Linked DNA regions of Homo sapiens: all the other regions are linked to region 2. A link is an interaction called in ENCODE POLR2A ChIA-PET data of the cell type or tissue named here. Cell type or tissue: HCT116. All regions are shown on one strand. Each heading gives the region's core, and the rest is flanking DNA. Links, peaks and the distances in the headings are about the cores only. Region 1 overlaps NACC2 (NACC family member 2). Region 2 overlaps CCDC187 (coiled-coil domain containing 187). Region 3 has its middle 14 kb from the start of LINC01451.

The links. Peaks named below come from ENCODE experiments on the same cell type or tissue, not always from the same donor. Only the 100,000 strongest peaks of a DNase experiment are listed, where the experiment ranks them.
Region 1: POLR2A ChIA-PET joins it to region 2 with 13 read pairs; 2 of 35 experiments call an interaction of 5 or more read pairs at or near these places.
Region 3: POLR2A ChIA-PET joins it to region 2 with 10 read pairs; 2 of 35 experiments call an interaction of 5 or more read pairs at or near these places.

Annotation. Positions count from the first base shown.
Region 1 is chr9:136,046,220-136,055,787 of GRCh38, reverse strand. It overlaps NACC2 (NACC family member 2), which reads left to right. Exons shown (of 6, transcript NM_144653.5): 2 at 5,208-6,152. The coding sequence starts at 5,267. Among named protein-coding and RNA genes, the nearest start is that of NACC2, 44 kb to the left of the region's middle. RefSeq lists an enhancer at 4,067-4,643. In HCT116, for the core only: no CTCF peak of the experiment used is centred there; a DNase peak (open chromatin) is centred at 3,607; H3K4me3 peaks cover 2,718 bases; H3K27ac peaks cover 3,981 bases.
Region 2 is chr9:136,263,544-136,273,111 of GRCh38, reverse strand. CCDC187 (coiled-coil domain containing 187) reads left to right here. Exons shown (of 26, transcript NM_001378188.1): 15 at 4,987-5,063; 16 at 5,601-5,728; 17 at 7,069-7,156; 18 at 9,314-9,490. Among named protein-coding and RNA genes, the nearest start is that of QSOX2, 23 kb to the right of the region's middle. RefSeq lists an enhancer at 5,406-5,475 and silencers at 5,276-5,651, 5,716-5,875. In HCT116, for the core only: no CTCF peak of the experiment used is centred there; a DNase peak (open chromatin) is centred at 5,681; H3K4me3 peaks cover 1,244 bases; H3K27ac peaks cover 616 bases.
Region 3 is chr9:136,626,108-136,635,675 of GRCh38, reverse strand. No RefSeq gene overlaps it. Among named protein-coding and RNA genes, the nearest start is that of LINC01451, 14 kb to the right of the region's middle. RefSeq lists enhancers at 3,846-4,377, 4,378-4,909, 5,092-5,211, 5,442-5,973. In HCT116, for the core only: CTCF peaks have their summits at 4,080 (motif pointing right), 5,089 (motif pointing right) and 8,134; DNase peaks (open chromatin) are centred at 4,075 and 5,087.

The DNA of each region.
Region 1 (9,568 bases), core at 393-8,392, 220 kb after region 2:
CCCCTCCGCAGAACGTTTCCCGTGCCCCGCCTCTCTCCTTCCTCTACCACGTGTTTAATGGCTGTGCATTTGCTGAGGTCCAGAACCTCTTATTAGATTGGTGAAATTAAATCCTGCAAGATAATTTAATTTAATTTAATTTTTCTCGCCTCCCTTCCCCTTGCTGGTGGTGATCCTGCAGAAATTCAGTGCCGCATTCCTCTGGTTTGCTGTGCTGGGCTTAGAAAGTGCTTTACAATCTAGGGGTGGAGGGGGCAGGGTTTCTGGGGACTCTGGGCGAGGCCCTCAGACCATGGAGCTGCCTGGCTGGGCCCCAGGAAAAGGGCTCCTCCTGTTGGGCTGCCTGACTGGTCCCTGTCCCAGTCCTCTGGCCTGGGGGATGCTTTCAGGGGTCTTGTACCTGCCAGAGCCTCTGCTCCTGGGTACTTGATGCCAGGACCCAGGTGCCCTGGCCTGGCACCAACCTTGTAACCTGTGTCCTTGTGTGAATCCTGCCGGGACGACACTCAGGCAGGGGGGTCGTTCTGGAGACGCTGCCCCAACCCCTGTGTGCGCGTCTGGCTGCAGTTCCAGTGAGCCCCTGTCCTCCCCGCGGGCTCCTCTCACCCATCGGCAGGTTGCTGGGTATGGGGCTCATCATGGTGGGCAACCCCTAACCCCAGGGCAGGGCAGGCCTGGATCTCAGCCTTCCTCAAGTGAGGCTCTGCAGAGGAGAGACCCCCCACTCCGACACCACAGCCACCTGTATTTTCTTATTCCTGAGGGTGGCTTGTGGGCTCAGAGGAACCCAGCCTCCTCTGTGTGTCTGTGTGGGGTGGGGCACCGAAGGCTGGCACAGCTGCAGGGAGTGGACTCGGGCCTTGGGTCACCTGCAGAGGTTCTCCAAAGTGGGTTCTGTTCTGAAGGGCGTTTTGAGAGCAAGGGTCGTTGGTGCCACAACCCTGAGGATGGCTGGGGTAAACAAAGTTGGCGACCTCTGATTTTTTGCCTGGCTCTGCAGAACTTTCCATAAGTGAATGAGTGTGTTGAATCTCACCGAGAAGGGGAAACAATAGGAGGTGTTGCTTGGGAAGCAAAGTGGTGGGGAAACTGAGTCACTGGAGAATGTGCAGGGGAGGGTGGGGATGCCCTGATGTCTGAGAACCAGGCTTGGCCCCTGCCCTCCTGAGCAGACAGCTCTGCTCACGTCCCTGGGCCCACCTGGGCCCTCGGCCCCCTCCTCTCTGGGTGTAGCAGGAGGGTCAGCCCCCGTGTGTCTGCTTTCCTGGCCCTGGGGGCGTGAGCCAAGCCTTTATTTTATTCTTTTCTCCTAAAGTTCAGCTTTGTTCTTGAGCCTTCCAAGAAAGCAACCTAAAACCAGCTCCTGTCCGGCTCTCAGCAGGCTGGGGCGTGGGGCTGCAGCCTCACCGGTGCAGGTGGCCTGAGGACAAGCCAGCAAAAGCTCCAGTTGTCCTCGATCCCCAGGGACCACACGGCCCCATCACCTTCAAAGGGAATAATGGTCCCTTCTCTGGGAGAGCTGGTCTGTCCCCCAGCCCTGGGGCTCCAGCTCCTGAGGTGCGGACGCAGGCCGAACTGGGCTGGGCGTTAAGACGCCCACCTGGATGCCCAGCTGAGAGCTGCTCTCCTGCCCAGGTCACAGCAGGTTGCAGGCATCACCGGCTTTCTGTGTGTGAGGCTTCAGCCGCCGGCTTCACAAACATTGTTCCATTCACCCCCAGGAACCATCTGAGGGTAAATCATAACCCCAGTTCACAGCTCAGCGTCTGAGGCTGAGGTGTCCTTACAGGAAGTGGCTGGTGCCCACGGGACCTAGGATTTCAGCCTTGCCAACAGGCCAGGACCCTCTTGCTGCTGGAAGGGACAGGCTGAGAGCCTACATTGTCCCTTGCTGTCTGTGTCAGCCCTGGCTGCTGCCCTACCCAGCCCAGGTACTTGGGACCCCCAGGAACCGGTGCGCCGTGCTGGCCTCTGCCTGTCCCCTCTTTTGGTACAAAAGCCCCTGTATGACTCAGACATCCCTACCCCCCCGTCCTTGGGGCGAAGTTGCCCACAACAGAAGCCACGGGCTCTCTGGGAGGCTCCTGGTGGTGGGCGCAGTGGGTCTGTGAAGGGAGCTGTCTAGGGGCCTCTGCCCTCTGTGCTGTGTTGCACAGGCCCCTCTCTTGTACCCCCCTGCCCGGGTTGTGTCCAGCATTCAGCCCTTGCCGAGCTTATGAGGGCACTTGGCAGACTTCCTGGATGAGGCAGAAACTAAGTGGGGACCTGAGGGTGGAGGGTGTGGCGGGGAGGGTGACAGCTGGGCCCTGTGTCTCCTGGCCCGGTGGAGCCCAGCTCATCAGCATGGCCGAGTGGGGACGTTTCTGTAAACGCCCCCATCCCAGTCTCCTTGAGTTGTCACCAGCCCCTTGTAGGAGGCAGAAAACACTAGGCACGAAGCCACCTCCACGGGCCTTTGCCGGCAGCTTCCCCGCACCTGGATCTCTTCCCGTCCCCATTCAGTGGCTTTTTGTCTGGTCTGGAGAAGCTGAGCCCATGGTGTGTGACTAGGGAGGAGCCAGATGGCCCTCTCTCTGGTCTCCGGATGCCTCAGAGGGGCGCCGGGAGTGAGGGGCAGGGCTGTGTCGCCTTGCCTCCCACCAGGCCTGTTCGGGCCTCCTCCGCATCCTGCTGCCAGGGTTACCCCGAGGGTGGTGGAGGCAGCTGGCCAAGCAGGAGGGGGCTCACCTCAAGGCCTCGAGCCTGGACCCTGCCCCTTCTTTTGGGTGGAATGTGCTCTTCCTGGGGGTCACAGCCAGTGGCAGGGAAACTGAGGCTGGGCAGTCCAGAGGTCAGCCTCAGGGCCCCACGCAGAGAGGCTGGTATGAGCCCAGGATGAAGTACACATTCTCTGGAGGGGTCCCGGGGCCACCACAAGTCCTGCACAGCAGCAGCCCCTTCCCAGGAAAAGGCTCAATAACAGCCAGACGCTGCAGACCCCCTTGGGCAGGAGGTGCAGCCTGTGTGGCCGCAGCCAGGAGTGTGCGGGAGGAGCGAGGCGGCCGCTTTGCCCTCTGCTGGGACCTCTCAGGCGGGGCTGCCCCTTCCGGCTCCTGGTTGCCCGGCCACAAAGTCGCTCTTTTCTTAAAGTGCCAGGAGGGCGCTGGGAGTGGGATGGGGAGGGGTGCTGGGGCTGGACTCCCGGGCCTGCCGCCTGGGCAGAGGACACAGCTCTAAGGCCCCCAGGACCTGGGGTGCCGCCTCACCCACCCACTGCCTGCCGTTTCTGTGCCTCTCTTCACCCCCTGCTGTACCTCCCCTCCCCTTCCCTGGCTCCCCTAGCTGTCCTGACCCCCTCACCCCCTCCCCCTGGCGCCTCTGCCCATTCCCCACCCTCGCTGGAGGAGTTCAGCTCTGCCAGCTCTGCAGACTGTTTGGAATAGTTTAAATGCTTTGACACTGGGGCTGTCCTGGAAGGCCGGGAGGCAGTTTACTGGGTAATTCATATGCAAAACTGCACCATAAATTTCCAGGCTGTCTCAGTTGCCGTGGCACCGGGAAGCATTTCTCCACTACTGTACAGTATTTCTGCCATCTTTGTTTGCATTGCAGTGAGTCATCAAAAGTCTGTCTCGTACCAGCACCCGGGGCCGCGCATTCCTCTGGCACCAACACTCCACTGTTTTTAAAGCCGGGGCTGGGAGCTGGCATTTACTTCGGCTCCCAAATCAAAGGCGGCTATTCATTCCCGAGCCGCCGGAACGTTCGTCTGCATCCGGCCCCTTCATTGAGATGCGGTGCGCTGCCCGGGAGGGCCGGCCTGGGTGCAGCTGAGCTGCGGCCGCGAGCCCAGCGCCCAGGCGCTCTGCCCTCCTCCTCCTCCTCCTCCTCCACCATCTCCTCCTCCTCCTCCTCCTCCTCCTCCTCCTCCTTGCCGGCTCCCTGCGCCCTCCCCGCCCCAGGGCTCCCGCTCCGTTTGCTGCATTCGCGGAGCAGCTGGGCAGGCGGGCTGCGTGCGGGGAGCCTGTCCTGCCAGGCGGAGCGGGCAGTGCCGGCCGGCGGCCGCAGCGGCTGAAGGTAGGTCTTCCCGACCGGCCGGCAACTTCTCCGCAGCGGGGGCACTGCGGGCCGCCCCCGGCGCGCGTCCACCTGCCCAGCTCCCGGCGCGGTGGCTCCGCCCTCCTCCCGCCACCCGGCGCCTCTGCGGCCGCCCGCACTTTCCTCCCGTGGGACACAGCGGCCTTTGTGCGGCCCTGCGGAGTTGGGCTGGCGCCTTCTGGGCCGCCCCCGCCCCCTCCGGAGTCCGCACCAGATAAACAGCGGCGCCCTCCCCAGCTCCCAGCCCCGGGGTCCGGGCAGCCCGGCGAGGGCTGGGACCCCTGTAGTCACCTGGGTTGGGGCCGGGCCGTCGGGATTGGCCCGCGTGGGGAGCGAGGCGAGCGGGGTGGGGGGCGTCCGCGAGTGGGGCTGCGACAGGCTTCCCAACTCCTGCCCTGGCGGCGGCTTGGGAACCTGGGTCTGGTCCGAGCCAGGAGAGCACGGGAGAACGGAGCGGGCGCGCCCAGGGTGGTCTCTCTGCGCGAGGGAGGAGTGGACGCGGCTTCAGCGGACTTCCCGGCACCCCCAGCCATTCCCTACCTGCCCGGGAGGCTCAGGGGGACTAGGGGACGCTGGCCCGCCTTCCCCGCAGGGGCCCTCTGCGAGGCTGCTCGGAGGGAAGAGAGGGAAAGCAAACCGCAAACTGCACAGCTCCAGAGACCCCCCTCCCTCCCTCCTTCCCCGCTGCTCCAGCGCGGCCCCTCCCGGGAGCTCCTGTGCGGGCTGGAACTTTTTTGAGGGGAGGAGAGTGGCTGCAGGTTTGCCCAGAGGCTCCCCCGGCGGCCCCCACCTCCTGTCCCGGGGCAGGTTCAGGCCTGCGCTCCTCCTCGCCTGCTGAGACCGAGTCGCTAAGAGCAGCCCCCTGGGAGTGGCGTGGGCGCACTCCTGCCGGGCAGCACCCCGGGGATCTGCAGCAGTGCTGGCCGGGCCCTCTTGCCCGTCTGCCAGGGGGTCTGGGAGACCCCGTGTCCCTTCTCTGGAGTGTCCCAGCCAGGAGGGGCGGGGGAGGGCGCGTGCGGAAGGCTCGCTCTTTGTAAGCCCCCGGCGGGGGAGGAGGGGGTGGGAACGGCCCCTTGAGCGGGGAGCCCGTGACCTGGAGGAACTGACCACGTGCCTCCTGCCCCCCACAGATGAGCCCCGCTAGGGCCGCCCCGCGCTGAGAGCCCAGCCCCGCCGCTGCCCGCCCGCCATGTCTCAGATGCTGCACATCGAGATCCCCAACTTCGGGAACACAGTGCTGGGCTGCCTGAACGAGCAGCGCCTGCTGGGCCTCTACTGCGATGTGTCCATCGTGGTCAAGGGCCAGGCCTTCAAGGCCCACCGGGCGGTGCTGGCCGCCAGCAGCCTCTACTTCCGCGACCTGTTCAGCGGCAACAGCAAGAGCGCCTTCGAGCTGCCCGGCTCCGTGCCGCCCGCCTGCTTCCAGCAGATCCTGTCCTTCTGCTACACGGGCAGGCTCACCATGACGGCCAGCGAGCAGCTCGTGGTCATGTACACGGCCGGCTTCCTGCAGATCCAGCACATCGTGGAGCGCGGCACCGACCTCATGTTCAAGGTGAGCTCGCCCCACTGCGACTCGCAGACCGCTGTGATCGAGGACGCCGGCTCCGAGCCCCAGAGCCCCTGCAACCAGCTGCAGCCGGCCGCCGCCGCCGCGGCCCCCTACGTCGTGTCCCCCTCGGTGCCCATCCCGCTGCTGACCCGAGTAAAGCATGAAGCCATGGAGCTGCCGCCGGCCGGCCCAGGCCTGGCCCCCAAGCGCCCGCTGGAGACGGGGCCCCGGGACGGCGTGGCGGTGGCCGCGGGGGCTGCGGTGGCGGCGGGCACAGCCCCTCTCAAACTGCCCCGTGTCTCCTACTACGGGGTGCCCAGCCTGGCCACCCTCATCCCCGGCATCCAGCAGATGCCCTACCCCCAGGGGGAGCGGACCAGTCCAGGCGCCAGCAGCCTGCCCACCACCGACAGCCCCACCTCGTACCACAACGAGGAGGACGAGGAGGACGACGAGGCCTACGACACCATGGTGGAGGAGCAGTACGGCCAGATGTACATCAAGGCCTCCGGCAGCTATGCAGGTAACGCGGCGGGGTGGAGCCCCACACCACCTGGCTGGGAAGCGGGGCCTGCCTGGGACCCGGGTGGCTCAGGAGGCCACTGGGCCGGAGGCCTGCGGGGCCACAGGGGAGCCCCCCACCAAGCCTGGAGGAGGTGGCAGAGCTCTGTTCACCATGGGGTTCAGACTTGGTCCTGGATGAGACAAGAACTCCTAGGAGACTCTGCCAGCCTGTAGGAAGGGTCTTGTCTCCACTGGATAGATGAGGAAACGCAGGTGTCCCGTGGCCCAGGGACCTGCCCCAGGGTTCACGTTCCCCGTCTGTGAAGGGCCTGGCGCCACGCGGTGTACGGGAGGACCCGCCTACTTCCCCTTTAACCTCAGTCTGCGCCTCACCCGGCCAGGTCTAGAGAGTCCCCTGAACCCAGCCCCTTTGCCACCACCTCTCCAGGCCCCGCGCCAGGGATGGGCCAGGAAGCGCCCAGTGTGCTGAGCCGAGTGAGCAGTCGCTCCCCCTCCTCTCCGTTCCTTTCTTTCAAGGAGGGCTGCTCCCCGTCCTGGGCCCCACAAACCCAGGTTGCCCTAATTGGAGATTCCTGGTTACAGCCTCTGGAGACTGTTCAGGCTTTGCTGGGCAGAGTCCCACAGTTGGTGCCCAGGATCGGGTGTCCCTGCAACCTGACTGTGTGTCTGGGCTGGCCACCTGGCTGGTCTGCATGCAGGGCCTGTGTGCAGCGGCCTGGGCCTGGGTGCGGGTGCATAATGCCAGCCACGGGCAGGTGGTGGACCCCGAGGGGCAGTGTAGGGACTCTCTCCACCCCACCACGCATATCCCTGTGCCCTGATGGGACGCCCCCCTGCCCTTCCCCTCCTGCAGTGCTGGTTGGGGGCAGAGGGGGCCAGGACCACCCACCAGCTTGGACCCCTAGGCCAGCTGGGTCCCTGTGCAGCGTCTGTCACCACAGCCGGGACAGCAGGGTAACCACTGCTTTGGCCAACCTGGCTCCCTCTCCGCCTGCAGGAGAAGCCACTGCCTTGCCAGCAGGTGCTCTGGGCTCCGTGGTGTCTTCCTGAGAACTCCGCACTTGGTTTAAATGTATATTGCTGTGTTTGCATGAATCCCACAGAATGCCAGCTCACAGGCCACCTCGATCTGGGCTTCACAGCTTTTGTTTTCTTTTAGTGGTAGGGGGTAGGGCTTGATTTGTCCTGAGACTGGGAGCTTTGCTAGCTACGGAATTGGCCCTTCCTGAGGGCAGAGCACACCGGGCTCCGGCTCACCACAGAGGCCGTACAGGATGTCAGTGCTTGTGGACCCGGCTGGCTGAGGCCTCCGGGGAATCCGCCCCATGTGCGCTTTCCCTCTGCCCCTGCTGACAGCCACCCCAGGGAAGGCAGGGGACCAGCCAGAGGCTGCTGGGGAAGGCTCCCAAGGCCCACCCAGGGCCCCTGTTGGGAAGGAGCTCTGTCCATGGGCTCCAGTCCCAGGGCAGAACCCCAGACAGGCTGGGCACCCCTACAGTCCCTGAGGACATCCCCCATTGATGGCAGCCAGACAGTGCCCTGCCGACAATGGCAGCCAGACAGGGCCCTGCCGACGGGTTGCCGACGGGTCAGGGAGCTGCACCATGGAGATGGAAACAGACCCATCGTATCCAAACATCTTCCCAGGGTCCTCCCTGCACAGCCCCCTGCTGCTCCAATGTGACCTTGGGCCTTGGTGTGTTTGGGGTGATGGGAGCCAGGGCTGGGTGTCGGGTTTGCTGGGAGCACGGTGAAGCCTCGTGACTTGTCCCATGCATCTGCCCCTGGGTGCTGGGTCAGCCTTAAGCCCTCACATCGCCTGGACTTCGTGAGCTAGAAGCCCTCACGCCCACCTGCCTTGATGGGTTTTTGGGGAGTCAGCAGGACCGCAGCCAGGAAGCGGCTCTGTGGAGTCCCGGATGTGTGTTGGGTGGGGACGGGAGGCAGCTGCTCTGGTGAGTCCTTCCCTCCAACTCCCCCGTACTCAGACCACACGAGGTACAGTCCCATTGGGGCTGAGGGGTGGGGACACCCTCAAGGCCATGTTCCTGCAGGGCTTTGTCCAGGCCGCAGGTGCTGCGCGGCATTCTCTGCCTTTGCACGGGTGTCGCTGATGCCAGCGAGGTGGAAAGTGGGCGGCTGGGAGGCCAGGCCTGCTCCCGCCCACCTACCATACAGTTTGGCTCTGGATGCCACAGTCTGGGTTTCTTGTCATGGTTTTTCTGTTCGGCAAGCCCATAAGTGGGGCAGAGAAAGGGGGTGTGTGATTTCTTGGTTAAAATCTAGGTTACTGGCTGTGACGTTGCTGGCGTCGCTGGGTGTGCTGGGTTGGCGGTGCCATGGGGGGAGCAGGTAGAGGGAGGGGCCGTCGCCTGACCTGGAGCTGCCCCTGGGTGCTAGCTCCCCGTGCCCTCCGTGTCCCGGGCTCGTCCGGGGAACGTCCTCACACCCACGCAGGAGGCTGGCTGCTGCCCTCGCCAGGCCGTGCAGGAGTGGAGGCAGGTAGCTGTCTCTCTGGGCTGGTAGGACTAGCGTGTTCTAAGGTCCCTGCAGGCTGAGCTCCTCCTCCTCCCTGGCCTCAGTCTCCCTACCTGTTGAGTGAGAGGCGGGCCTGAGCGATTGCCGAGGGTCCCGGAGCTGCACCTTGGTGTGTGGTAATGCGTGTGCCTGTTCCACCCTCTCTCGCGTTAAGAACCATGGACAGTTTGTCCTGTAGGGCTGTTCTCCTGTTTTTGAAATAAGTCAAAATATTACAGATAAAGTTAATTGCCTTTTGTCCCCGGCACAGCCCCCGCCCCATGGTCTGTGTGGCCTCACGGCAAGGGTCTCCATGCGGTGTCTGTCTCGTGCCTCTCCTCCCTCCCTCCAGGTCCCGCGTCACCACCCGTCAGAAGGAGCCGCCACGTTTGATTTCTCCAGTGCCTTATCAAAGGACATTCAGGTTGTTTTCAGTTTGTTGCAGTCAGGAGCAAAGCTGCGAGAAGGCGCCATGCATGGGTGTGTGAGGTTGATGGGGCCGAGTTCAAGCCCCCCCACCCGCAGCGAGGCAGGCCCCGTCTCGGTCCCCATCAGGTGGACGCTGGCTCGGGACGCTCAGTGCTTCCCACCCACCAGCCCTCATCTCTGCAGCAGTCACTTCAGGGCGCCCTCCTGGGCCTTAAGCCATCACCCCTGCGGCAGGCAGGGACCTTCCTCCTGGCCCTGTGGCCGGCAGCCTCGGGAGACCCCGGAGCAAGATGAGCTGGGGGTGGGGTGCACCCAGGGGTGAAAGAAAAACATCGTATCCACCGGAAGGGAAACGCCCAGTGCAGTTCCCCTCTGGCTGATGGGGAAACCTCCCAGAGGGTGAGGCGCAGGCGTCCCTGCCTGGCGTTGTCAGGGGCCTTGCATCTGAGCTAGAGATTGCGAAATGCC
Region 2 (9,568 bases), core at 905-8,904:
TTTCTTCTTCCACTTAGTTTCTGCCTCCCTTTGGATTAAGCAATGTTTTTAATGATTCCATTTTATCTCCATTGTTGGCTCAGGAGCTATAACTCTTATTATTTTAGTGGCTGCTTTAGGATTTATAATAGTATATACAGTTGACCACTTCACTTATAGTACAAGGCCAATTCTTCTTTCCTGGCCTTTAAGTTATTGTTGTCATGAATTTTATTTTAAATGTTTTGTTTGTTTTTTGAGATGGGGGTCTCACTGTGTCACCCATGCTGGAGTGCAGTGGTGAGATCTCGGCTCACTGCAACCTCTGCCTTCTGGGCTCAAGCAATCCTCCTTCCTCAGCCTCCCAAGTCGCTGGGACCACAGGCATGCACCACCACCCCAAGCTAGTTTTTGTTTTTTTTTTTTTCTTGAGACAGAGTTTGCTCTTGTTGCCCAGGCTGGAGTGCAAAGGTGCAATCTTGGCTCACTGCAACCTCCACCTTGCAGGTTCAAGCGATTCTCCTGCCTCAGCCTCCTGAGTAGCTGGGATTACAAGTGTGCACCACCACGCCCAGCTAATTTTTGTATTTTTAGTAGAGACGGGGTTTCACCATGTTGGCCAGGCTGGTCTCGAAGTCCTGACCTCAGGTGATCCACCTGCCTCGATCTCCCAAAGTGCTGGGATTACAGGCGTGAGCCACCACGCCCGGCCATTTTTGTATTTTTTGTAGAGATGGGGTTTTGCCATGTTGCCCAGGCTTATTTTAAATGTTTTATAAACTCTGCGATACATTGTTATCATTTTGTTTAAACAGCCAATTATCTTGTTAAAAGTTTTAAATAATATATGTGTTTATATTTACATCTGCACATAGTCGTCATTTTACCATTTCTGGTGCTCTCCATTGCTTCCGGTAGATGTAGATTTCTAACCCGCATCCTTTTCCTTCTGCTGGAAGGATTTCCCTTAGCATTTCTGGTGGTGCGTGTCTGCTGGTGTCTTTAGCTTTTGGATGTCTAAGGACACCTTCATCTCATCTCTGTTTTTGACGTACTCTTTCCTGGACATAGAATTCTAGGTGCAGTTTTTCCCTTTCAGTACTTTGAAGACATTGCTCCATTGTCTTCTTGCTTGCATTATTTGTGACAAGAAATTGATTGCCATTCTTCTTGGTTCGTCAGTACATCACCGTGTCTTTGTTTCTCTGGCTGCTTTTGACTTTCTCAGCCAGGCGTGGTGGCTCACACCTGGAATCCCAGCACTGTGGGAGGCCCAGGCAGGTGGATCACGAGGTCAGGAGATCAAGACCATCCTGGCTAACATGGTGAAACCCCATCTCTACTAAAAATACAAAAAATTAGCCAGATGCGGTGGCGGGTGCCTGTAGTCCCAGCTACTCGGGAGGCTGAGGCAGGAGAATGGCGTGAACCCAGGAGGCGGAGCTTGCAGTGAGCCGAGATCGCGCCACCGCACTCCAGCCTGGCTGACAGAGTGAGACTCCGTCTCAAAAAAAAAAAAAAAAAAAGACTTTCTCTTTGTTACTGGTTTTGAGCAATTTTATTATGATGTCCTTTGTTATTGTTATTCTTCATTTTTTAATTTTTATTTTTTGAGACAGAGTCTCGCTCTGTTGCCCAAGCTGGAGTGCAATGGCACAATCTCGGCTCACTGCAACCTCTGCGTCTCAGGTTCAAGCGATTCTCCTGCCTCAGCCTCCCAAGTAGCTGGGATTACAGGCACCCACCACCACACCCGGCTAATTTTTGTATTTTTGTAGAGACAGGATTTCACCATGTTGGCCAGGCTGGTCTTGAACTCCTGACCTGAGGTGATTTGCCCACTTCAGCCTCCCAAAGTGCTGGGATTATAGGCAGGAGCCACCACGCCCAGACCATATTTCTTGTCCTCTGGGTTTGTTGAGATTCTTCGACCTGTGGATTTTTCATTTTCTTCAAATTTGGAAATAGTTCAGCCACTATTTGTTCAAATATCTTTTTGCTCCTCTTTCTCTCACCTCTCCTTCAGGGACTCCAATTATGTGGGCAGAAGATTACCCAGGTGCCGAGGCAAGAGACTGAAGGCACAAACTGTTTCAGTATAATAAAGAAAATAGTTAGAACAAGAATAGTTATATTACAAATTAGATATAGAGATGATCATGGACAATTATCAATCATTAGGATAAACATTATTAATCATTTAGCTTTTAATATTACTCTTTGTTGCATTACAAATATAACCTAGGGATAACCGGTGGGTATAGCATCAGGTCTGAAGGGACATTGTGAGAAGTGACCTGGAAGGTAAGAGGTGAGGCCTCTGTCACACCCGCATAAGGGCCGCTTGAGGGCTCCTTGGTCAAGCGGTAATGCCAGTGTCTGGGAAGGCACCCGTTACTTAGCTGACCATGAAAGGGAGTCTCCTTTCCTTGGAGGAGTCAGGGAACGCTCTGCTCCACCAGCTTCTTGTGGGAGGTTAGATATTATCCAGGCTTGCCCCCAGTCATCCGGAGGCCTAAACCCCTCCCTGTGGTGCTTCAGTGGTCACCCTCCTTGTCTACTTTCATGTTCCTCCCATACTCCTGGTTCCTCTTTAAAGTTCGTAGTAGATAGCAGAAGAAGAAATAGTGGAAGTCTTAAAGTCTCTGATCTTTCTTATAGTACACAGAAGAAAACGCTGATGTATGCTGCCTTCCCTCTCTGCTTCGGCTACCTAAAAGGGAAGGGCCCCCTGTCCTATGATCACGTGACTTGCTTGACCTTTTTAATCACTTGGACGACTCAGTGATTAAGACTCCTTACCCTGCCCCGTTGTCTTGTATACAATAAATATGAGCGTGCCCAGCCATTGGGGGCCACTACCTGTCTCCGCTTCTTGATGGTAGTGGTCCCCCGGGCCCAGCTGTTTTCTCTTTCTCTCTTTGCCTTGTGTCTTTATTTCTTACGATCTCTCATCTCCGCACATGGGGAGAACACCTGCTAAGCCCCGTAGGGCTGGAGCTTACACAATTACGCATACATTAGGCCACTTGAAGTTGTGAGCTTACTGAAGCTCTTTGTATTCTTTTATTCTTTTTTCTTCTCTGTTTCCTTTTGGATAGTTTCTATTGCTATATCTTCCAGTTCGTTCATCTCTCCTTCTGCAGTGTCTAGTCTGCCCTTCATCCCATCCAGTGTGTTTTTCATCTCAAGTGATTTAATTTTCATCAGTTTACACATTCCATTTGGATCTTTTCGTTTTATATCCTCTGTGGCTCTACTTAACATCTTAACATATGCGATAGAGTTACGAAACTTCTAATGTCCTTCTCTGCCAATTCTCACACCCACGTCAAGCCTGGGATACTGTTAATAAATTATCCTGCTCATTACTGGTTGTGTTTTTCTGGTTTCTTTGCATATCTTCTGGGCCCTGTGAATTTTACCTTGCTGAGTGCTAGATATTTTTGTATTCTTGTAAACATTCCTTTTTTTTAATTTTTCCTTTTGAGACAGTCTCACTCTGTTGCCAGGCTGGAGTGCAGTGGCGCAATCTCAGCTCACTGCAACCTCTACCACCCAGGTTCAAGCAATTCCCCTGCCTCAGCCTCCCGAGTACCTGGGACTACAGGCGCCCACCACCACGCCCAGCTAATTTTTTGTATTTTAGTAGAGACGGGGTTTCACCATGTTAGCCAGGATGGTCTCCATCTCCTGACCTCGTGATCCACCCACCTTGGCCTCCCAAAGTGCTGGGATTACAGGCGTGAGCCACCGCACTGGCCCCTATAAACATTCTTAAGCTTTCTTCGGGACTGCAGTTATTTAGAAGTAATTTGGTCCTTTCAGACTTTTCATTAATAGTGTGTTAGGTCGATCTGGATCAGTGCTCAGCCTGGGGCTAATCATTTCCGACAGTCAAGGCAAGAACGTTCTGTGTACACTGCCTGCCCAGTGACCTGGGAGTCCTAAGGTCCTCCAGCCTGACTACTGGAAACAGGCGTCATTACCAGGCTTCCAGTCCCCCGGAACGCTTCTGTCCCAGCATCTGGTAGCTTCTTGACACGCATTCATCCATCAGTTCTCTACTGAATACTCCAGAGGGACACTTGATACATCTCAGAGGTCCTCTCTCTGTGCGACTCTCTCCTCTCTGACACTCTGCCCCCACAAACTCCAGCTGCCTTGGTCCTCCCAGACTCTCTGCTGTCTCCTCTACCCAGGGAGTCCTCCAGCTCAGCCAGCTTCCCCTCCCTCACCATAGCCTGGCAACTCTCTGAGGCAGTAAGCCGTGAGCATCGCAAGTCTCCTCCCCTCCTTTGTTTTCTGTCTCTCAGGGATCACTGTGCTATGTTGCCTCAAGTCCAGTGCCTGGAAAACTGTTATTTCATATGTGTGTGTGAAAAAATATATATATATGTATACACACACATATCTCTATATAAACACACATGTGTGTGTGTATTTACGTGATTTTTTCAGTTGTTGCAGATGGGATGGCAAAGCCAAAATCCAGTCCCTTTTGCTCTGTCTTTGGTGGGAGGGAACGTCCTTAAGGATCGCTTGAAGTACAGGCTCCTTTTTCCATCACTCAGAACAGAAGCATGGCCAGCAGAGGTCGGCAGCAGGTCAGCTACTTCAGCTGGGGATCTGGGATCTGCTGTCACCTGCCAGCTCCTTGGTGCTAGACCCCGACAGCCCTTCTCCCTCTCTGGGCCTCACTCTCCCCTCCTTTAGAAGCCTGTAGACGCAGAGCAGCTGGGCTGTCTCCCTGAGCTTCCTCTACTTTTGGTCTGGTCTTTCCCATGATCAGTAGGGTCACAAACCACAACTTCACATCAAGAGACTGCCTGTCCCTTCCCGCGTGGTCTTGTGGATTCTGCGTGAAGCCCTGTGTGTCCGGGATGGGATGGGGACACTAAACTGCCCTAGACCTCCTACTTTTATGAGGCCCTCCGGTAGAAATGGCCCCTGACACGGGGCACTCAGACCCCCTACATGACCCAACCATGGCGCTTCCTTCCTCAGAGGTGGAGGGCCCTGACGGAGCCCTCTCCCAGCTTCCCCTGGCCAAGTTCTTCCCTCCGGACAACCCCACCCACCAGGTACGTGGAGAGGTCCCCTGGGGGAGAGGCACAATTTCAGGACCCAGCACGGCCCTGGTAGTGGGCCCCGGACCCAACTGTCCTTCCACTAAGAAGGGCCAAGGCAGGTCCTGGGTTGGGAGGTTCTTCCGGCGATCGCGTCACCCGCTCTTCCAGCTGACAGCTACCCAAGCCCGTTCCTCCCGCCCTGGGTGACAGAGGGGGGCAGGCATTTCAACATGGTGCTTTGGGCAGGGTTAGCCCCCGCCCAGGTTGTATATTTTAGGGCAGGTGGCCTGGGCTTCCTGGATCAGGGCTGGTGGTGAGGCCGAGATGCTAAAGATCCTGCCTGCCCCGCCAGCTCACAGTCGGGGAAGCGAGGGCGGCATAGGGGGATGGGAGGGGCGGGCAGTCCGAGAGGGCTTCTCGGAGGCGGTGGCCTGTGCTGGGAGCGGTCTAGAAGCTAGGCGGTGACGCGGCCCACCCTACTGGAGCCCCGCGAGGCCCGGAAGCACCGAACCCAGAGCTTTAGGGGCCTTGGGCCGCTTCAAGCTGCAGATGCTGGAGCGGAGCCTGCGGGAGGAGGAGCTGCGAGCACAGCACCAGGCCGCGCTGCTGCGCCTGCGAGAGATGGCGCTCCAGGAGAAAACGCTCGCGGAGCTGGCCTGGCTGGAGCATCGACGAGGGTGAGCGCATGCGCCTGGCGCCGGCCCCGCCCCGCCGTAGCCCCGCCCTGCTGTAGCCCCGCCCTGCTGTAGCCCCGCCCCCTCCCTGCCCCGTCCGGGTCCCGCCCGTGGCCCCGACAGCGTTTTGAGAAACAAGAGGTACTGGTCCAAACAGTAATAGGTGTTTGCTGAAACTTACATAAGGCAGTAAAGTACTCAATACACAAATAAAAAAATACCCCCATCGTTCCAAAGGTGACCTCTGAGATCATCTTTGTGCATACTTTGTTTTTTTGTTTTGTTTTGTTTTGTTTTGAGACAGAGTTTCGCTCTTGTTGCTCAGGCTGGAGTGTAGAGGCGCGTGGCGCGATCTAGGCTCACTGCAACCTCCGCCTCCCAGGTTCAAGGGATTCTCCTGCCTCAGTCTCCCGAGTAGCTGGGACTACAGGTGTGCGCCACCACGCCCAGCTAATTTTGTATTTTTAGTAGAGATGGGGTTTCTCCATGTTGGTCAGGCTGGTCTCGAACTCCCTACCTCAGTTGATCCGCCAGCCACGGCCTCTCAAAGTGCTGGGATTACAGGCGAGAGCCACCACGCCCAGTGCGGATACTCTGTTTTGGGGAGAAACACACATGGCTATTTCAACTTGCAAATGGGCAGTACGTGCTGTTTTGTAACTTGCGTTTTCAATTTATATGTCAGGAAAACCTTTCTGTGTAGCTACATAACCGCTATAACACACAGGGCGCACCGGCGTAGAGACAGGGCTGTAACTCCCTTCGCTTGTCCCGGATCTCCGGGCCTCTAGGTTGTCTCCAACGTTTTGCCATTATTAATGAAGATAGAGAGATCATTTCCTTAAGGTAAAACCTTAGAAATGGAATGACCGGGTCAGTGAGAATGCATCTGGAAGCCGCTTGATACTGCCACATTGGTCTCCAGAAAGGTGATTCCAGTTAACATCCTCACCCGGTGTCTGAGCGGGCCAGACTGAGGGTGTTTATTCCATGATGGGTGGGGGGTGGATGTGGGTGACCCCCACCTCCCTCCCCAGAGGACCCACTGGCCTGGGCTGGGCCTTCAGGGTGGCAGGGGCGGCTCTCGGCTAGCCTTTGTCTCTTTAGACCCAAAAGTCCAAAAGTGGCTGTGAGGGGTGGAAGAGTGACAGCCCGGGTTGGGCCATCTGGCCACCCCAAGGCTTCCAAGCCTGTCCACGCATGGCTGCGTCCTCCCTGGTGCCTGCACCTTGGGAGGGCATTCCAGGTTGATGTGGCCGACCAGGGCTGGCTGTGTCTGTGACTTTCTATATCCACTTGCACGGGCTGTCAACATTGGCAGTGATGTTGCCACCTCCCCCCAGGTGCCTGGACAGCAAGAGGGACAGAGCTGTGCTGGCCGCGCTGGTTGAGAAGCAGCAGCAAGCCCTCAGCAGATTGGAGAAGGAGCAGGTGGGGCCAGCACAGGCCTGGTGGGTCAGGGTGGGCGGCTCACAGAGGCAGTCGTGTCATCTTCTTGCCTGGAATCTGAACATTCCCCAGCAACAGAGCTAAAGAATTCCCAAGCCCTTGCCACCCTCCAGGGCCATACAGGACCCCGAAGTATAGAAGGAGTGTCCACGGCCCAAGAGGGCATCACGGCCAGGGTGGAGCGTGGTCCTGTACACAAGGAGTGTCTGCGGCCTTCTGGGGGCCTCGTGGCCAGAGTGGAGGGTGGCCCTGTGGCCCTGGCTCCAGACCAGGCTCAGCCTTTTGCTGGATGTCACCTTGAGCAAGTGGCTTTGTCTCTTGGAGCCTCAGTTTCCTCCTTGGAACCAGAGAATAATTGTGGTCTCTGTAAAGCAGGGGGTTGGGAGAGTTTAGTGCAGCCAGCACTTACCCGGGTGGACGTGTGCCATGTACGCCCTCAGAGGACTTTCCCAGCTGCTCCGAGCCCAGTTCCCTCATCTGAAAAATGGGGAGAAGCCTGATGTGCACATGCATGGGGGCTGGGAGGGTGGTGCAGGTGAATCCCTAGCCGCGCCTGGCAGGGAGGGGTCTCCATCCGTGGCTGCACCTGCCTTCCTGCCATCGTTGTCACCAGGGACTGGAGGAAGCAGACCCCCAGGGAAAGTCGGTGCTGGGGGCACATGTGGAGGGGGGAAAAGCTGCCAGAGTCAGGGCTTTGCCTGCGGCAGAGAGCAAGGCTGAGGGGCAAGCCTGAGAGCCAGGACGAGGACCCTTGCCGGCCCCTGCCCAGGTCACAGGCTCAAGGGCTCCTCACAGGTCGCGGCCGCTGTGCCTGCATCCTCACTTCAGTGCCCCCATGCTGTGGGGCAGAGGCTGGCGCTAACACCCTTGGTACAGATAAAAGAACCTGGCTGGGTGAGGCAGTTCATCCGTAATTCCAGCACTTTGGGAGGCCAAGGTGGGAGGATCGCTTGAGCCCAGGAATGTGAGACAGGCCTGGGCAACATAGCAAGACCCCGTCTCTACAAAAAATAAATCTGCCACTATAGGTGGCCAATGCCTATAGTCCCAGCTATTTGGTGGACTGAGATGGGAGGATTGCTTGAGCTTGGGAGGTCAAGGCTGCAGTGAGCTGAGCTTGCACCACTGCACTCCAGCCTGGGCAACAGAGTGAGACCTTGTTTCAAAAAAAAAAAAGGTGAGCTGGGGTGGGGGACTACTTTGCCCACGACCCTCTGCTGGGAAATGGGGTCAGTGCAGGACCTTATGTTGACTGGAAAGCCCCGGGATCCCCATCCCTGCCCTGGATGCCCTGTACATACTACGACCTGGGGTGTCAGGCATGGGGCATTACAGGCAAGGGAGCTGGGGGCGGAGACCCAGGCCACAGACCCATGCACAGGTCCTCTCAGATACGGAGAAACAGGAAAAGGCAGGCACCACAGAGAACAACGTGAGCCGGGGAAACAAAAGGGGCTTAGAAGGGGTCTGCATGTCACATGGCAACGACGGGGCCTGGCAGAACAGGCGCTGCCCAGGGATCCCAGGCGGGAGGAGCTGGAGCTGGCCGGGGCCAGGGACTCCCAGCCACAGCCAGGCTGCGTGTCGCAGATAGAGATGCCGTGGTGGAGGTGGGGTCTGGGACTCCCCAGTGGGGCCATGGACCAGACACCCGCTTGGCAGAGCCTCGCTTTCCCGTCTCACCAGTGAAGCTGCTGTCTCCCAGGGCGAGTGTGCAACGGCCCGGCCCGGCCCTGGGCTCTGTGCAAGGTTGTTCCGAGGGTGCGTCCACCAGGGACGCTGTGGGGAACAGAAAGAACAGTTGTAAAGGAGTGACGGGGTGGGGGCAGTGCCTGGAGCCTGCAGAGAGGGAGGGCGAGGCCCAGCCAGCCTGTGCCAGCCCTGCGTGGGCCCTGGGGAAAGAGTACCTGCCTCCCTCCTGCCGCCCGCAGCTGCCTCCTCCACCAAGCCCAGGGAAGCCCAAGGCCATGGGGGTATCCTAGGCCCGGCAGGAGGGGCGGGCAAAGGCCAATTGGAGGGAAAGGGAGGCCTCCCAGTGTGAGGGCCAGGGCATCCCCCCAGACACCCCTTCCCTTTTGTTGGCCTTTTCCCCTGCTGGCTCCGGGGTTATGCTGACATCTGCTTATTTTGCCTGCTCAGAGGGAAATCCAATACCTGAGACACACGCAGCTGTTCAGGCACCGGGACAGGAAGCTGCTTCTGCAGCATCAGAGGGACGTCGTCTCCATGCCGGGGCCTGTGGACATCCTCCCCATCCCGGGGCCCACGGACGTCGTCCCAGCGCACGAGCTGCAGGCCCAGGCCAAGCTGCAGCAGGTGGGTGCTCTCGCCTGGGCTGGGACTCAGCTGCAGAAATGCTGTCCCCTTCCCATGATCGTGCAAGTCCCTTGTAAA
Region 3 (9,568 bases), core at 938-8,937, 360 kb before region 2:
CGGTGTAGTTGGCTCCCTTCCATTGCTGGTTTGCTGAGAGTTTGCACCACGAACGATGACGCATTTTGTCATGATTTTGCCTGAGGGGATTACATGGATTTTTTTCTTATTCTGTTAACATGAATGTGAAAGTTGTCAGAATAAATATAAGGTCACTGGTGTTAAAACAACAACAGGCTGGGCACGGTGGCTCATGCCTGTAATCCCAGCACTTTGGGAGGCTGAGGCAGGAGGATCACCGGAGGTCAGGAGTTCCAGACCAGCCTGACCGACACGGTGAAACCCCGTCTCTACTAAAAATACAAAAATTAGCCTGGTGTGGTGGCATGTGCCTGTAATTCCAGCTACTCGGGAGGCTGAGGCAGGAGAACCGCTTGAACCCGGGAGGCAGAGGCTGCAGTGAGCCGAGATCGCACCACTGCACTCCAGACTGGGCAACGAGAGCAAAACGGCATCTCAATAACCAATAAAACACCACCACCACCACCACCAAACCGTGACAAACAGAGCTGGGCGAGGTCCTGAAGAGATGTGTCATGCCTGTGCCTGAGGAAAAAGACTATGGGCACCACAGCCCTGCACGAAGGCCTTGAGACCCAAACAATGCTTCTCCAAGGACGTCTGCTCAGCCACCGCCTGTCCAACCTCTGACTGGCCTCACCCCAGCTGTTGGTATTTGTAGCCAAGGATAATTTTCAAAACAACATGATTCTCCCCATTTTCCCTTAGAAACCCTCCTCTTCCTTTCCCTACAGGAATATGCACGTAGTTTACAGAGGCCAAGCATTCCCTTTGCAGCTTGCTAGTCCCAAATAAACAGCTCTTCTTTTAGGGAGTCCCTCTCTGTCTGTTAGTTAGCTGGACATGGTAAATTATGCTGATTGACTTTAGAAAGCTGAATCCTGGCCGGGCACAGTGGCTCACGCCTGTAATCCCAGCACTTTGGGAGGCTGAGGTGGGTGGATCACGAGGTCAGGGGTTTGAGACCAGCTTGGCCAATATGGTGAAACCCTGTCTCTACTAAAAATACAAAAATTAGCCGAGCGTGGTGGCGCGCACCTGTGATCCCAGCTACTTGGCAGGCTGAGGCGGGAGAATCACTTGAACCTGGGAGGCGGAGGCTGCTGGGTTGCAGTGAGCCAGAATCGCACCACTGTACTCCAGCCTGGGTGACAGAGCAAGATTCCATCTCAAAAAAAAAAAAAAAAAAAAAGGGGCCAGGCACAGTGGCTCACACCTGTAATCTCAGCACTTTGGGAGGCCGAGGTAGGCGGACACAAAGTCAGGAGATTGAGACCATCCTGGCTAACACGGTGAAACCCTGTTTCTACTAAAAATACAAAAAAATTAGCCGGGTGTGGTGGTTGGTGCCTGTAGTCCCAGCTACTCAAGACGCTGAGGCAGGAGAATGGTGTGAACCCGGGAGGCGGAGCTTGCAGTGAGCCCAGATCCTGCCACCGCACTCCAGCCTGGGTGACAGAGCGAGAATCCATCTCAAAAAAAAAAAAAAAAAGGAAAAAGAAAGCTGGATCCCTTGCCTTCCTGGGATAAACTCCCCTTGGTGTTGATGTATTATCCTCTTTATATATTGCACAATTCGATTTACTTTGCATTTATTTCATTACAACTTTTGTGTCTATGTGTTTAAAAAAAATTATTCTATTTGCTTTTTTTTTTTTTTTTTTGAGACGAAGTCTCGCTTTATTGCCTGGGCTGTAGTGCAATGGCACGATCTCGGATCACTGCAACCTCCGCCTCCCAGGTTCAAGTGACTCTCTTGTCTCAGCCTCCCAAGTAGCTGGGATTACAGGTGCACCCCACCACCCGACTAATTTTTGTATTTTTAGTAGAGACGGGTTTTCACCATGCTGACCAAGATGGTCTCAAACTCCTGACCTCAAGAAATCCGCCCTCCTTGGCCTCCCAAAGTGCTGGGATCACGGGCGTGGGCCACCACGCCCGGCCTCTATTTGCTTTTCAGGCAAGTGTTCTAGAAACTATTTTGTGTCCATGTCTGTGAGGAAAGTTGGCCTGTAATTTCCTTTTCCCATGATATCTCTTCTGGTTTTGAGCTTGTGGTAATGGTGGCCTCGAAACTTGTATTTCTGGGAAGAGTCTGTGTAGAATGGATATTATTTGTTCCCTAAATGTTTGGTTGCATTCACCAGGGAAGACATCTGGGCCAGGAATTGTCTTTGTGGGAAGGTTTTAGTTGTATATGGAATTTCTTTACTAGATCTAGGGCCATTTTGGTGATGAAACTTCTTCTGCCAGATCCAACAATTAGTGTCTTTCAAGGAATTTTTCTATGTCATCTAAGTTGGGAAATTTGTGGTCATAAAGCTGTTAATAAACTTGAGACGTTCACTGTCTCGCTGTCTGTGGGAGGTGAGATGGCGCCTCCTCTCCTTCCTGACACTTTCACTCTGTCGGTGTCTGTGGGAGGTGAGACGACGCCTCCTCTCCTTCCTGACACGTTCACTCTCTCGCTGTCTGTGGGAGGTGAGATGGCGCCTTCTCTCGTTCCTAAACGTTCACTCTCTCGGTGTCTGTGGGAGGTGAGACAGCGCCTCCTCTCCTTCCTGACACGTTCACTCTGTCGGTGTCTGTGGGAGGTGAGATGGTGCCTCCTCTCCTTCCTGACACGTTCACTCTCTCGCTGTCTGTGGGAGGTGAGATGGCGCCTCCTGTCCTTCCTGACACGTTCACTCTCTCGGTGTCTGTGGGAGGTGAGACGACGCCTCCTCTCCTTCCTGACACGTTCACTTTCTCGCTGTCTGTGGGAGGTGAGATGGCGCCTTCTCTCGTTCCTAAACGTTCACTCTCTCGGTGTCTGTGGGAGTTGAGACGACACCTCCTCTCCTTCCTGACACGTTCACTCTCTCGGTGTCTGTGGGAGGTGAGATGGCGCCTCCTCTCCTTCCTGACACGTTCACTCTCTCGGTGTCTGTGGGAGGTGAGACGGCGCCTCCTCTCCTTCCTGACACTTTCACTCTGTCGGCGTCTGTGGGAGGTGAGACGGCGCCTCCTCTCCTTCCTGACACTTTCACTCTGTCGGCGTCTGTGGGAGGTGAGACGACACCTCCTCTCCTTCCTGACACGTTCACTCTCTCGCTGTCTGTGGGAGGTGAGATGGCGCCTTCTCTCGTTCCTAAACGTTCACTCTCTCGGTGTCTGTGGGAGGTGAGACGGCGCCTCCTCTCCTTCCTGACACGTTCACTCTGTCGGTGTCTGTGGGAGGTGAGATGGTGCCTCCTCTCCTTCCTGACACGTTCACTCTCTTGCTGTCTGTGGGAGGTGAGATGGCGCCTCCTCTCCTTCCTGACACGTTCACTCTGTCAGTGTCTGTGGGAGGTGAGACAACACCTCCTCTCCTTCCTGACACTCACTCTGTCGGTGTCTGTGGGAGGTGAGATGGCGCCTCCTCTCCTTCCTGACACGTTCACTCTCTTGCTGTCTGTGGGAGGTGAGACGGCGCCTCCTCTCCTTCCTGACACGTTCACTCTGTCAGTGTCTGTGGGAGGTGAGACAACACCTCCTCTCCTTCCTGACACTCACTCTCTCGGTGTCTGTGGGAGGTGAGATGGCGCCTCCTCTCCTTTCTGACAGTGCTGATTTGTGGTTTCTTCTTTTTGTTTCCTTTGATTCGTCCAGCTGGAAATCTGTGGGTTCTGTGGATCTTTCCGAATCACTCACTCTTGCTTTCCTTGATTTTCTCTGTTGTTTGTCCACTTTTTACTTCATTTCTGTCCACTCGTGTTTTCATTATTTCTTCTACCTTGTTTGTGCTTAATTTTCTTCCTTTAGTCCTTGATGGGGTCTGGAGCTCTGTCCTAAGGGGTCCTGGGTTCCCTGGAGGGGCAGGTTCGTTGGGGAACCCAGGGCTCTGAGTCCTGGCCCAGACTGTGATGGGGACTGAGGGGTGGAGCAAACCGGGGGCTTGGCGGCTTCTGCCCTTACCCAGGCCTCGGTGCTCCCTGGCCCCGGGTGGCTGTGTGCCTCCTCGGCCCCAGACATCCATGGTGGCCCTCCTGGGGATCCGGCAGCTGAGTGGGCTGGACATGGAGTTGTCAGCAGCCACAGGAGGGCAGCACAGCCCCAGGAACAGTCGTATGTGTGATAGAGTGTGTGAGAGCATGTATGTGTGTATGTGTGGGAGCATGCTTGTGTGGTGTGTGTGTGAGCATGGGTGCGTGTGTGCGTGTGTGAGCATGCGTGTGTGTGTGCGAGCATGGGTGTGTGTGTATGTGTGCGTGTGTGTGAGCATGTATGTGTGTGCATGTATGTGTGTGTGTGAGAGAGCATGTGTGCGTGTGTATGCGTGTGACCATGCCTGCGTGCGTATGTGTGTCAGCATGTGTGCAAGCATGGGTGCATATGTGTGCATGTGTGATCATGCATGCAGGTGTGTGTGTGATCATTTGTGCATGTGTATGTGTGAGCACGTGCGTGTGTTAGCACGTGTGTGAGCATGCGGGAGTCTGTGAGCATGCGTGCGTGTGTGTGTAAGCATGTGTGTATGTATGTGTGCGAGCATGTGTGTGAGCATGCATGCGTGTGTATATGTGTGAGCATGCATGCGTGTATGTATGTGAGCATGTGTGCATGTGTGCGTGTGCGAGCATGCGGTAGTCTGTGTGAGCATGCGTGTGTGTGTGCAGGCATGTATGTATGTGTGTGAGTATGGGTGCGTGTGTATGTGTGCACGTGTGAGCATGCATGTACGTGTATATGTGTGTGAGCATGCATGCGTATGTGTGTGTGAGCACGTGTGCTTGTGCGTGAGCATGCGGGCATCAGTTTGTGAGCATGCGTGCATGTGTATTAGTGAGCGTGGATGGGTGTGTGCAAGCATGGGCATCTGTGTGAGCATGTGTGCGTGTGTATGTACGTGTGTCTGCCAGTGTGTGCATGCACATGGAAGCATGTGTGTGTGTGTAAACCAAGTTTCTTCAAGGCATGCGTCTAACAGGGCTTCTCTGTTCCTCCCCATCTAGGGCCCCTCCCCTTCTCAGCCCCCTCCTCATCTGAGCACCCCAGGGCATTGAGGGCTACAGCCCTCCCACACGCAGCCTCCACTTGGCCCGGTGGGTGGCGCCAGGTGTCTGGGGAATGGTCGCAGGCCAGCGTGGGTGGGAGGAGACGCTTTGCTGGAAGACGCTGGAGGCCGATTCACCCCAACCAGTCCCTCTCCAGTCTCTCCTCTGCTCGGGGGTCTTTGACTCCTTCCCCCACTCCCAGAGCCCCTGGCTCAGCTCCAGGAGCTGGTGGGCAGGGGGCACTGCCCAGCCTCTGCCTTGGACAGCTGAACTCAGAAGAGTTGTGTTTTCATTTCCCCTTGGTCATTTGTGAAGCCCTGGCAGGTGCAGGCTGGGAGTGGCTGTGGCCGGCAGGTGGGGGTGCAGGGGTGAGGCAGCGAGTGGTCCTACAGATATGCGGGCAGACATGGGCACAGCGGGACCCAGCCCAGCCTGGGAGGAGTGGGGAAGGGGAGACAGGAGTCTGGGGTCTAGGGGGTGAGAGCTGCTGAGGGGCAGCCTGGGGCTGGGCAGGACAGGCCCATGGGAGCCAGGTTGGGGGTCCAGTGTGAGATTCCCAGCACCAGACCCCAGTCCAGGATGGGTCTTGGGCACCGCAGTAAGGAGACCAGTGGGGGCTGTGAGGAGGAGACGGTGCCTGAGGGAGTGGAGCTGGGGACAGGGTGGTGTCGTCGCCCCCCTCCCCTCCCCCCTGCAACAGGCAGGGCTGGGGCCTTCACTGTGACACGCCTCGGTTGGGCAGCTGGGGTGATGGTGACCCAGCTGTGGGGAGCAGCTTAGTTTGAGAGGTTATGGGGTGCAGAGAGGAACTGTGCAGGCTAAGAAGCATTTGTGCTGTGCCAGGGTGGGTGGGGTGAGGTGTGCCCAATGCCCCAGGTCCCCCGCCCAACAAATCAGAGTCGCAGCATATGGCTGGCAGGGCCTTTGTTTGCCAAGAAGGGAGAAGGGGCTGGGAAGCCCTGACCGGGCCCAGGCTCAGGGGCCTTGGGCAGCCACCAGGCCTGGGTGTCCTAGCTGGATAGCCCTCGGCTGGCCCAGAGTGATGGGTCCTGATGCCACCAGGAAACCAAAGTGCAGAGTGGTGGGCACAGGGCCCAGGCGAGGACCCCAGTCTCCAGGGACCCCCCAGCAAGACAGGCACAGGTGCAGCCGCCTCCACCCTGCCCAGCCCTCTCAAGCCTTGTTCAGTGGCCCCGTGGCTGTTCCCACGATCCATCCCGGGGCCCCACTCCCCAGCTGGACACAGGACAGAGGCGGGGGAATCCCGGACACACAGGTTGCTGGGGAGAGGAGCCGAGGGCCCCAGGGGCAAACCCAGGGCAGGGAGCCTGTGGAGTTCCCGCTTGCTCACCTGTGCCATCAGCTGCAGCTTCTTCCTCGAGGTGCACAGGGCGGTGTCCGAAGCCAGGATTCTGAGTGGCTCTCCCAGTGTTCACAGGACAGGCAGGTCCATGAGGCAGGGTTGCTACCACCAGGCCCGGGGGGCCTGCCCTGCGTCCTTGAGGGGCTGCTGGGGGCCAAGGAGGGTGGGCGGGCCATGCCCAGGCTGGGGGTCAAGGGCAGAGGCCGTGGGAACCTGCGCAGTGACAGGAAACGCTGGGGCCTGATTGATGGCAGCTTCCCTGAGGGAGCAAGAAGGCAGGGGGAGGCGCTCGCCCACAGGTAGGGGGACAGAGGGCCGGCTGGCAGCTGGCCCGGCGTCTGTCCCTGGGCAGGCAGACCCCAGGAGGAGTCCCGGGAGAGAGGGCTGAGCTCTAGCTGGAAGACACAGTGATTGTGGGGCCGGGGGGAGCTGCCTCACCCCATCGCCTTTCTGGAATACTGGGTGAAGACCCCTTGACCGAGATGACACTCCCCTTTCCGCCAGCACCACAATTTCTTCCTTTGGCTTTTAGGAACCTCTCTGGAGACCCTCTTATCCAACCCTCCCTTGTACAGGTGGGGAAACTGAGGCCTGGGGCTCGGGCCAGCCACTTGATCTCCCCGGCAGCCAGCTTGGGCCTCAGCACCCCTGCTCACTGAGTCCCCAGAAAGCTGGACCCAGGCCCCACCGTAGCCGACCCCAGCAGCAGTACTTTCCCCGGAGCCCCAGCCCCCACCTTCCACGCGCCCCGCCCGCAGCCCCCAACTTCCACGCGCCCCGCCCGCAGCCTCCAGGATGTTGCGGGATCTCGTCCAGCTGCTGCCACCTCCGGCCGCTGTGGCCACAGGCACGGCTGCTGGGACCAGCTGGCCTCCACAACCGTCTCTGCGACCCCCCTTTCTTCCTGCCTCTTCTCTCCCGGCCCGATGGCTCTGAGACGCTTTTCTAACCCCTCTCTCGGTCCCCATCTCTGAGCTCTGGCATCCCCTGCGGGCCGACTCCGGCTTTAGGCCCGAACACCAGCACCTGGGAGGCTTGCAGGGCCTCACAGAAATATTTTAATTTCTTTTAAAATCAGGAGAAAAAAACTGAACTTTTAGGGCCAAGAAAATGCTTTAATACATAATATGAATATATTTGTCTTTATGCCAGCACAGACATAAAATATGATGTTGTTTACTACTTTTATTTTTGTGGAGGGGTGCTCAGGAAGATGCCCCGGCCCCATCCATGTGGCGCCGCAGCCCTGGCCCGAGCTGGCCCACCCCCGAGATGGCCACTGTGTTATCACCGCCTTGGCCGGGCCCACCCTGCCTGGCCTTGCAGCCCTGGGGGTGGAGCGAGTCTGTGTCTGTGCCGGGCAGATACAGTGATGGCACCTGCCGGTCTGGTGGCCCCGTCGAGGCGCCTCAAGGGCACCAAGCCCACCCATCATCTCCCTGCCCCATTCTCCAGGTCCTTTGGGCCCAAAGCCTGTGGGGTGGCCCCGTGGCTCCATGAACCTGGGGATCTTCCAGCCAACATCCGTCTCCCGGGGGCAGGGAGGGCTCCCCACGCTGCTGGTGCCAGGAGAGCTTTGAAGCACCCCAGAGGCACTGTAAACCAGGTAATGAGGGTGATTAAATCTCATTCAACTCAGAAAGGAAAAGGATCTTCTTCGGGGTGCCAGGAGCCGGCACCAGCCTGTGTCCTCCACCAGGCGGGGATGACCGTGAGAAGCACGCTAGGACAGGCAGGGCCTCGGCTTGGAGGCTGTGGAGCAGTGCTGATGCCTGCATTGCAATGAGCTTTGCATCCATCTCTGCCACACCTCAGGACGTAGGAACCATGAGTACCCGTCTTTGCAGCTGGGGAAACAGGCTCCACAGTTCCGCGGCTGCACCAGGTCATGGAACCCTTCAGGTGCCGCCACCACCAGGCAATGCTGCCTTCTAGGGGCAGAGCACGGGGCTCCCTGGATGGGCTCAGACTCGGCACTGGGCCTGCCTCTCCCTGGGGCTTCACTACCCCAGCCCCAGCCAGTCCTGGCAGCAGCAGGGAGCTGGGAGCCAGCCTCCAGCCCCTCCCCGTGCTCCAGCTGGGCTTCCTGGGTCCCCCCTGCCCCCAGTCCAGGTGTGGGCTGGGATGGTGTGGGGGGCGGCGAGGTGGGCAGGGCAGGGGGCTGGACACCACTTCTCTGGGCTTTTCTTGAGAAAGGGCCCCTCCAGCCACGCCCTCCTGGGCCGCTATCAGAAGCCAAACACAGAGCCGGGGAGTGTCAATACCTCAGGCCTCCACCTGGCAGCTGGTGCCCGTGAGCCAGGGGCCAGGCGGGAACTCCGTAGACCCCTCTGAGCCCAGAGCTCTGTGCTATTTTTAACACCACTGGGAGAAGTCAGGCAAATAGTGTGGGCCCCTCCCCACAGCCCTGTGACCTCCACCCCTGTGTTTGCACTCTCACTGGGCAAACAGGCGGCGATAAGGCAGAGATTAGAGGATCGCTCAGCTCCCAATAAACAGCTTCTTCTCCCCCAGCATGGGATTCCCAGCACCAGACCCCAGGCTGGCAGCTGCAAGGGCTGAGAGTGCAGGTGCCCCCGCCCTGCCCCCACCCCTGCCCCCGCCCTGCCCCCACCCCTGCCCCCGCCCTGCCCCCACCCCTGCCCCGCCCTGCCCCGACCCCTGCCCCGACCCGTCGTGGCTCTGGCTTCCCGGTCCGAGGCATCTCCGGCACCCCGGGGCACACCACCAACCCAGGAGCCCCTGCCACCCCCGCAGTCCCACCCTGCAGGTGGGCATCTGCCGGACGGGGTTGGGGTTTGTCTCCAGCAAGGGCCAACCAGGTTGGGTTTGGATGGACATGGTTGGAGCTCGGCCACCATGCACCTGCTGTCTGCTTTGCCGTTGCTGCCCCGTCCAGCCTGGCTCTCCACCTTTTGGTGCTGGCTAGGAAGAGTTGAGGTGGTGGAGGGGACGTGCTGACACACAGCAGGCACTTGGCAAGCCGGCGACCTGGCCTCCCAGCCCCACACTGGCCTGCCTGGCTCCCTCAGCTGCCCTCCGGCCTGCGCCTGGCCTCCCTCCTGCACCCGCTCCAGCTGGCCCGAGTTCCCTTGAAAGTGCAGGGCCAGGAGGGGACATGGCAGCCAGGGAGGCATGATGGGGCCCAGCAGAGTCGACAGTCACT